Regions from separate parts of the Homo sapiens genome. Here region 1 is linked to region 2. A link is a loop called in an ENCODE intact Hi-C map of the cell type or tissue named here. Cell type or tissue: A673. All regions are shown on one strand. Each heading gives the region's core, and the rest is flanking DNA. Links, peaks and the distances in the headings are about the cores only.

Region 1 (4,444 bases), core at 1,030-3,529, 1.9 Mb after region 2:
TGAGTTTAATCTTCCCTGATTAATGAAATTCCACAGATGGCATCAAAGGCAATTGTGTTTCTTCTGAAGGAGCTTCAGATAAGGGAACTTCAGAGTTCCTTCCACCCTGTTCTTAGGAGAAACAGGAGAAAGTCAGAAAGTCCTTGGTCCTGAGCCTGTTTCTAAAGCCTTTTCATTTCCTTCAGTTTGAAGTGCTTAGCATGCCAAAGCCTCATACTTTGAGGTATCTTTTTTTGAGCCTCAACATAATATTTTTGAGCACTGTCTAGATGCAACACTATGCTTTTTTTCTTTTATGGACACTATTTAATAGTGTTAAAATATTAATTAAAATACTTTAATAATGTCTACAGAAGAAATAGAAATATTTTATCCCTTTATTACCGATAAGGAAACAGGGTGAGAAAGTCTTTAGCAGATTCATTCAAGAATATATGGCAGAATCAGGCATTCTACTCAAGTCTCTCACATAAAACCCCTTATAATGTAATGTATAATGTAAACAATTATGTGACTTATAGACAAATGTTATTAAGAAAAACAGAGTCACGTATTCTATCTAAATTTCTAGCTATTAAATAATAAAATTAGATTTTGATTCATGAAATCAATATTTGGACCATTTTTCTAGAGTACTTTCACCCAAATTATAATTGCTATAAATTTATACAAATTATAATTGTATAGATGTGTGCCTTTTAAAAATATAAGTGTTATAATCTATGTTTTTGGGTTGTATACAAATAGTCGACCGTGCCCGGCCGCCTATAAATGTTAATATCGTATCTTGGTCGGGTGCAGTGGCTCAAGCCTGTAATCTCAACACTTTGGGAGGCCGAGGCGGGCGGATCACCTGAGGTCAGGAGTTTGAGACCAGCCTGACCAATATGGTGAAACCTCGTCTCTACTAAAAAAAAAAAAATAATACAAAAATTAGCCATGCTTGGTGGCGGGAGCCTGTAATCCTAGCTACTCAGGAGGCTGAAGCACGAGAATTGCTTGAACCCGGGAGGCGGGGGTTGCAGTGAGCCGAGATAGTGCCACTGCACTCCAGCATGGGTGCCAGAGTAAGAATTTGATTCAAAAAGAAAAATCTTAATATCACATCTTTTTTTTTTTTTTTTTTTTTTTTTTGAGATGGAGTCTCGCTCTGTCACCCAGGCTGGAGTGCAGTGGCGCAATCTCGGCTCACTGCAAGCTCTGCTCCCGGGTTCACGCCATTCTCCTGCCTCAGCCTCCCGAGTAGCTGGGATTGCAGGCGCCCAACACCACGCCCGGCTAATTTTTTGTATTTTTAGTAGAGACAGGGTTTCACCGTGTTAGCCAGGATGGTCTTGATCTCCTGACCTCGTAATCCTCCCGCCTTGGCCTCCCAAAGTGCTGGGATTACAGGCGTGAGCTACCGCGCCTGCCCAATATCATATCTTAATATTCATTATTTTTTATGTTTTATCCTTAAAAGTAAAGATTATAAGAATACACAACCAATTCTTAACAAAATTTCAAAACTAAAATGGCAGCAAAAAAACACAAAGAAATAAAAACAAAAACAAACATTCCAAATGGGAAAGAGGAATTAAAAACGTCTGTCTTAGACACAAAAAACAAGCAAATACAATAAAACTGGGAAAGGAAATGAGAGTTAAAGAAAAATTACAATAAAGCGTGATCTTTTTTATGGAGGGGTTAATATATGAAAAGAGGTTGGAAACAGCTCTGATGGTTAGGTTCACTCACTCGTTCTTTAAGAAAATATAAAGTTTTTATGATATGGCAGCTATATTAGGAATTAGAGCATGAGGAATACAATGTTTCCTTCTCTAAGGAGCTCATCTTCCAATGAAGGATAAAGGCACAATTAATGGTATATTTTGTATTCACAGGTGACCGCTCTGGTATATGTATGATACTATGGAAACAGAAAAGAAAGAGCACAGACAAGATGCATGATGATGAGGGGAGAGTTTAGAAGAAAGGGCTAGCAGTAGACATACTGCTCAAGTTGATGAGAAGATAGAGGAGGGATTTCCCAACCTGAGAGAGCACATTTTGAAAAAGAATAGGGACCTAAGAGAGAATGAGATATTAAGGCATCCATAAGTAGCTTACTGTGGCTGAAGCACCAAATTAAATATAGGTGAGTGATTGGAGAGAAATGTTGAAGAGATAAGAAGGAGGGCCCAGCATATTTGTCTGGAGACCTGGAAATCTGAGTCATCTTGAGGAATGAGCTCAAAGCAGAGGGAAGAGTGCCATCTATTGAATCTCTGCTACTGAATGCTGTAGGCTGTCTAAATCTTTCACTTTGCAAGTAGTCTGATCTTCCCAATGTCCTAAAAGCCTAGCAGCCTAGAATTTTGTTAACTAAAGGTAGATGCTTTACTTATGGCCATTCTTTATGACCCATATTTATGTGGCTGTTTTGCAAACTCTCACTTTATGAATAAGTATACCACAGTTGAGAAACTCCCCACGGTTTCACATCAATAGACAGTTATATATCTTTTTCCTTTTTTTTTTTTTTTGACAGTGGCACAAAAATTTCTGTCTTCACAGAAAAAGTTGGTATTTTTTAAAGTGCCTGCTTATTTTGTAAGCCGATTCAGGGTTGAACTTTTAAACCTGCTGGAGACATCATACATCTCTTGTAGATTTCACTTATGCTTGATATCATTACAAAGTCATTTTGAGTTTGTTCCCATGATTCACTTTGAAAGGTAGGATACTTTTTATAGTACTTTAAATTATTTTTCTAAGATATTTAGAGAGAGAAAGAGACAGAATTTTGTCACTATAATCAGAAACATCAGACATTGTTCTCACCTCTCATTTTTTCACAAGTGTCAATCTTCTGCCATGAAAATAACACATATTGTGCATGAATTCAAAAAACAAACTTAATAATGGCATTATTATTAATGCTATTGTTATCATAGAGGTAGTCATACTAGTTATTATAGAGTAGTGAAGCTGGTAGATTTGGGATGGGATTAGACATTCTGATGGATGAATACATACAAGAAAAATGTAATGACGTGAAAAGCCAAAACACAGCTCTAATCAATTTGCCACTGTTGTGAACAGATTTCTGCTGGACAGTTTAAAGCAGCCTCCTAAACAAAAAGATACATCTGAAAAGTTAAGCATAATGTATTCTCAAAGCCTCTTTTAATGAAAAGTGTACTTGTTTTGCATTGCTCTGAAAACATTAAAGGTAACAGTCAGTAGATTACGTTTCCAGGAGTGTGGCATTCTTATGGACCTATTTTTTCTTTCTTCTCTTTCTTTTCTGTCTTTATCTTTCTGTCTTTCCTTTCTTTTCCCTCCCTCCCTTCCTTCCTTCCTCTGATAGGGCCTTGCTCTATGCCTCAGGATGGAGTGTGGTGGCACAATGCAGCTCACTGCAAACTCAGACTCCTGGGCTCAAGTGATCCTCCTGCCTCAGTCTTCCAAATAGCTGAAATTGCAGGTGCATGCTACCACACCCAGTTTATTTTTTAGTTTTGTTTCATTATGTGGCCCAGGCTGTTCTCAACCTCCTGTCCTCAAGCAGTCCTCCCACCTCAGCCTCCCAGAGTGCTAGGATTATAGGCGTGAGCCATTGTATCTAGTCTATACTACTACTTTATGAAAGCACTTGAACACTTGATTCTGAGGTCTTTATTCTACCAATTTTCAAAGCTTGTCTACAGAATACACTTTGATGGTGATTCTGCAAAATTAAATCATCATTGACAATTCAGAAGACGCAAGAACATCTTTTTTTCCCTAAATGTTTAATTGAAAATAGGCACTTTGAAAAAGTTACTTCAAAATGTTGATATACATACATTATCTTAAAGGGCTTCTTATTGCCTATATGGTAAATGCTAAAAGCCTTAGCAAACTACTGTAAGCAACTCCACTATCTGACAAACAGGAAGCATCAGTTTATCGTGGTTTCCAGCGACTTATCTATATGAAGCCACAAGTCTTATCAGGATGGTGTCTTCACTGTCTTTTACATTCACTCTTATTTATGCTTCTCTTTGACTATCTAAAATGGTATTCCTCCATATCTTTCTAATTATATGGGCCTGTGCTACAATTATTTATCTGTCTACCTATTTATCATGTAACTACCTATGTATTAAGTGCTGATACAAGTTGTATCTCCTCTTTGAATCCTTTTTTACAACTGTCTTTTCTAAACAACCATGGCATTTATCATTGGTATTCCTATTCTTTCTTGCTTACATCCCTTTATTCATTGACTCAAAAATAATGGTAATATAACTCCCATAGGTAACAGGTTCTTAAAACATATAAATAAAATTTGTGTGAACTGTAATTTGTTCCCAGCATCTGGAGGGCATTAATTGGTTTTTGTAGAAGACATTCAATATAATTTTTAGCACAAAACTTTGAACATATTAATCAGCAAATATTTATGTAAAATTTAAAA
Region 2 (4,444 bases), core at 1,249-3,748:
TAGTAGAACCCTTGTTGTGATTCTGAATTCTTGATTGACTTTTATCGTCTTTGTTTGTTCATTCACCACAGGGAGAAGAGCCTACCATCACCCTGAAATTAACAATGTTCAACCCTATTAAATAACACTTAAAGAGTTATCAATTCTGAGTGTTACACTAATGCCATTTTCTGACTAAAATCTTAGAATTCATTTCCTTTGAAACTGAAAAGAATAATGATCTTCTCCTCTTATAATAATCTCAAATCTGCATTTACATAAGCAATCATTTTATTTTAGATTTTTAAGATTTTTTTTGGCTGCTATGTGATAAGATTATATCTTATAATTTTACCTGAAATGTAAAAAACCAATTGTAGTCTTTCTGATTCTACAATTTGGAGCTTATTATAGTTTAAGATTAATGAATTTATTTTATGTTTTCTTTAACTGTGTGTGGAAAGAAGAAAAACAAACAATATTTCTGTGATTGAATTCTAGCCCCAGCTATGCATGACTATATTGGGGAAGCTACTGGTTCACAGAATCTCTTATTGCTTCAAAATATTTTAACAATATTATGGAGCTTTAGAGAATGAATATGGGATCCATGGAGAATAGATGTACCTTTCAACAGACATAGATGTAAAAATGTAACAACAGCTAACATTTATTGAGTTCTTGCTCTATGCCAGGCATTGTTCAAAGTGCTTTATGCGCAGTCTGATCTAATTATACAACAGCTCATGCTAGGTTTTGGTGGGTATTGGAAACCCACTCTGGACTGTGTATTCTTGGGATTTTACTTCTACTTAACATCCTGAAGGAAGAGGCAGAGTGGGTTATCTATAACTGCCCTTATAAGCACTGGCAAGGAAAATGAAATCTTTCTGTCTTTCACATCATGCAGAGAACGTATAGGGAGAAGAGGTAACTAGATTGTTATTGAGAAAAACCTAACCTGTATTACCCAAGATGTTCTTATACATAAACATTGAATTTAAATGTGATGTTTATCTCTATTCTCTCTTTTGACTTTATTCAATAATTTTTCTAAAGAATATTGCAGTCATAAAATGGTAGCAATTCATATTCTGATTACAGTAGAGAGAAATTATAAATTTTTTTAAATGGAAGAATTATTACATGTGTTATGATACTTAATATTAAAGAAATATTACTTAGATATGAAAAATGCTCACAGCGTCAAAACATATTAACTATAAATACTAAGGGAAATGTCTAAAATGTAAACCACATGAATATTGAACAATATAAAATACTTGAACAATATAATATAATGTTCAATTATATTGAACAAGTATAATATAATATACTTGTTCAATATAAAATATATTGAACAATATAAAATACATACAAAAGTATGATACAAATAGAAGGATAACAAGAAAATTAGAATAGTTTTTATTTAAGGAACTTTGGGTAAATTGATTTCTTTAAGAATTTACTTAAAAAATTAAGATGTGAAGGAAGACTTATTTAAAACCAATAATATTTGTAAAGCAATTTGCTCTTTTCTATATTTACTAAAAGGAAGAAAAATTGTTTCAAACCAAAAGTAATTTTGAGTAAACAATACACAGTGGTTGTATTCATTTAAATATAAAATATGATATTTTCTGTGTCATCTGCCATAGTCCATCAATCAAACAAATTATCCTTGGAACTTCTAAGGCTATTAGCACTGAGGAACACATAGTTATTTCCTTACAATACTTTCAGCTTAAATTGGAATTTTTACTGCCCAGAGTACAATATAATCTAGAACATCTTTTTTTCCTAGCAAAAGCTCCTATTCAGTCTGAATTATCTCAGGATATAGTCATTGATTTCCTTAATCAATCCAGAACTGTCCATCTTCACTGGTTGTAGTCGTCTCTGGTTGCCTTATAATTGTATAAATACACCACCTTAGAACTTACATACATTTTATGAGAAAGTATGGTATTCTTCTAGGAAAACAAACTAGAACAAATAATATTCTGGCACAACTATGAGGCAAAGGAATATTTCTTAAAAAAAAAAAATAGCGAATCAAAGTTTGCTGCTCAAACATCACCTCAGGGAGTGGCTCAATTGGGACAGTAAACAGCCTGTGTTTCCAGCACCTCCACCCACAGTAGTTATGAAACATTTGGAAATCAACAGAGACTTGAAAGAGCCAAAAGTACGCAGTGCCCTATATATCTGCAGTTGCAAAAATGCTGCCCGAGTATTTGAGACTTTGGCAAATTTACCCTTCATTCCACAAGGTGGGGTTGTTTCAATATGAAAGAAAAGAGCAAGAGGCTCCAACTGAGACATGCTCTTGCCCTATTTCCAAATAAGAAAATATTATTATTTTGCTATTACAGAGGAAGAAAAGACAGACTTTTGTAAATCTATGAGAGAAATGTTCTTGGTACACTTTTTTGTTTTTCTTAATTCTAAACAATGCTTTATACAAACATAAATTTGAAAGGAAGATTCTGCTGCTTTATTCAATAATTAATATGAGTAACTAAACAATTTGCTAATTCAACAAATATTTATCTCTTCTGTACCAGGCAGTGCTCCATGGCCTGAATATAGAAAACTGAACGAATTAGTAAAAACAAACAAACAAACAAAAAACTACCACAACAAAACTGTTTGTGGAGCTTATATTCTATCAGAGCTATGGAAGGTATGGAAGGGGCTGCTGAGATGAAGATGGAACATACAAATATAATATATAAGCCCATATAATAGCATATTAGATAATAATACATTCTAGGTAGAAAACAAAAAGAATGGAGGATGCCCAGGCTGGGGGTGGGATTGGGTTAACAATTTAATAATCTGATCTCTGAGACGTCCCTGAAAAAGTAACGCAGTTTGTTAATGAATTAAATGTTGGTGTAAGAGAAATAAAGAATGAATGAGTTTCAGACTTATATTGTCAGATTTTTCCTGGTCCATAAAAAATACCCCTAGATAAAATTTAGGTTTTGGACCTTCTATGTCTTGCTCAGAGGCATTCTACTTGGTAGTTTTGTGATGCTGAGCAAGGTCCTAATGCAGTCTAGGTTTTGATTCCTTCATGGGCAAAATGTGGATAATATTGGTAACAAACATATAAATATAAGGATGAAATGAGTTAATATATGCTAAATGGTTATATCATGCCATTATATGCTATTATTTTTTCTTTAATTGCATTCTCAAAATCAGGATCTGCAACCCAAATCTCTCAATCTATTATTCTAAAATGCCTCTCTAATATGCTATAACGTATTAGAAAGTAAAAAGCAAAGTAAAAAGGAAGGAAAGCTGTTTAGACTGCATCTTCATAGCAGGAAACAAATTCTAAAGGGGGTGGAGTGGGGAGGTGTGGGGAAGAAATAAGAAGAAACAAATTGGTGGCATGAACGACTGATTCTACTTGTTTCTCTATCACTCAGAGTTGTCTTTTCCCCTAATTTCTTGATTAAGACTGACAAAGATTCCCATGAATCCTGATCTTGCTATCAATTAGGCAGCATCTCTGAGAACTCAGTTCCATACTTGACATGGCAATATTATGTGGCAGTCAGAAACTGATGTAAAGACTTTCTGGTGCTGCTGTGATAACAGCCCAAGCAGCAATAGGAGAGAGAGGATATGTTGAAACATGAAGTTGTTCTGTGGTTTGTGGGCCAAGAGTGGCAAGACTTCCTCATCACTACTCCCTGACCTTTCTTCTACCGAATATTGCTTTCACCACTTGTTAGTTTCACTAATAAGATTGATTTCTACTACTGAAACTGGCAAAGGTTCACGTGTTTCAAATTGAATAAATTGGAAGAGACACAGATTGAGTGCTGGTGAAACTGGTTCAATTAACTTGTGTATTTGAGTACCATTATGTGACTTGGGTATCTGAGTAGCTATTATGTGACTCAGGTGTTTGAGTACCTATTGCACGAAACAGACCTTTAGATAGTATAGGAAATAATGTCTTCAAAGATAGGAAAATTAGATGTTTACATAATAGCAATATGGAGCATCATAAAATAATTTCTATAAAAACCAAGTTAATGTGGTATGCTTTAAAGGAATGAAAAATCATGTCTAACATGGGATCATGTGAGGCATTATGCAGAAGGTGTGTTTGAAATGGGTCTTGAAGAATAAGGATACAATCTAGGCAGATAGACAGAGAAGGTACTGAGCTCATCCCTAATCCTCACCTTGGTGTTTGTGTTTTCCGGGGAATAGAAGTTGAAATATTTGGGTTGCAAGATTGTTAGAAAACATGCTGAGTTCATGTTTCAACGTCACAGTTGTAGACAAGTTTACCTTTGAGTAAAGTTCAAATGATAAACTTTTACAAAGATTTTTATTAGTGAAGTTCTTTTTCATATTATTGCATATTCTTATAGACCTTCCTCATCAAAACTTTGCTTTGTTAAAATTACACATTGTCGTAATAGCCAGCATAAAT

Evidence for each region. Hi-C counts contacts between places; a loop is a spot of excess contacts. Peaks named below come from ENCODE experiments on the same cell type or tissue, not always from the same donor. Only the 100,000 strongest peaks of a DNase experiment are listed, where the experiment ranks them.
Region 1: it touches region 2 in a loop (6-fold over the local background); 5 of 110 quality-filtered maps call a loop at or near these places.

Annotation. Positions count from the first base shown.
Region 1 is chr11:39,363,795-39,368,238 of GRCh38, forward strand. No RefSeq gene overlaps it. Among named protein-coding and RNA genes, the nearest start is that of LINC01493, 720 kb to the left of the region's middle. In A673, for the core only: a CTCF peak has its summit at 2,282; a DNase peak (open chromatin) is centred at 2,247; H3K27ac peaks cover 2,130 bases.
Region 2 is chr11:37,447,136-37,451,579 of GRCh38, forward strand. No RefSeq gene overlaps it. Among named protein-coding and RNA genes, the nearest start is that of LINC02760, 490 kb to the right of the region's middle. In A673, for the core only: CTCF peaks have their summits at 2,242 and 2,442; a DNase peak (open chromatin) is centred at 2,246.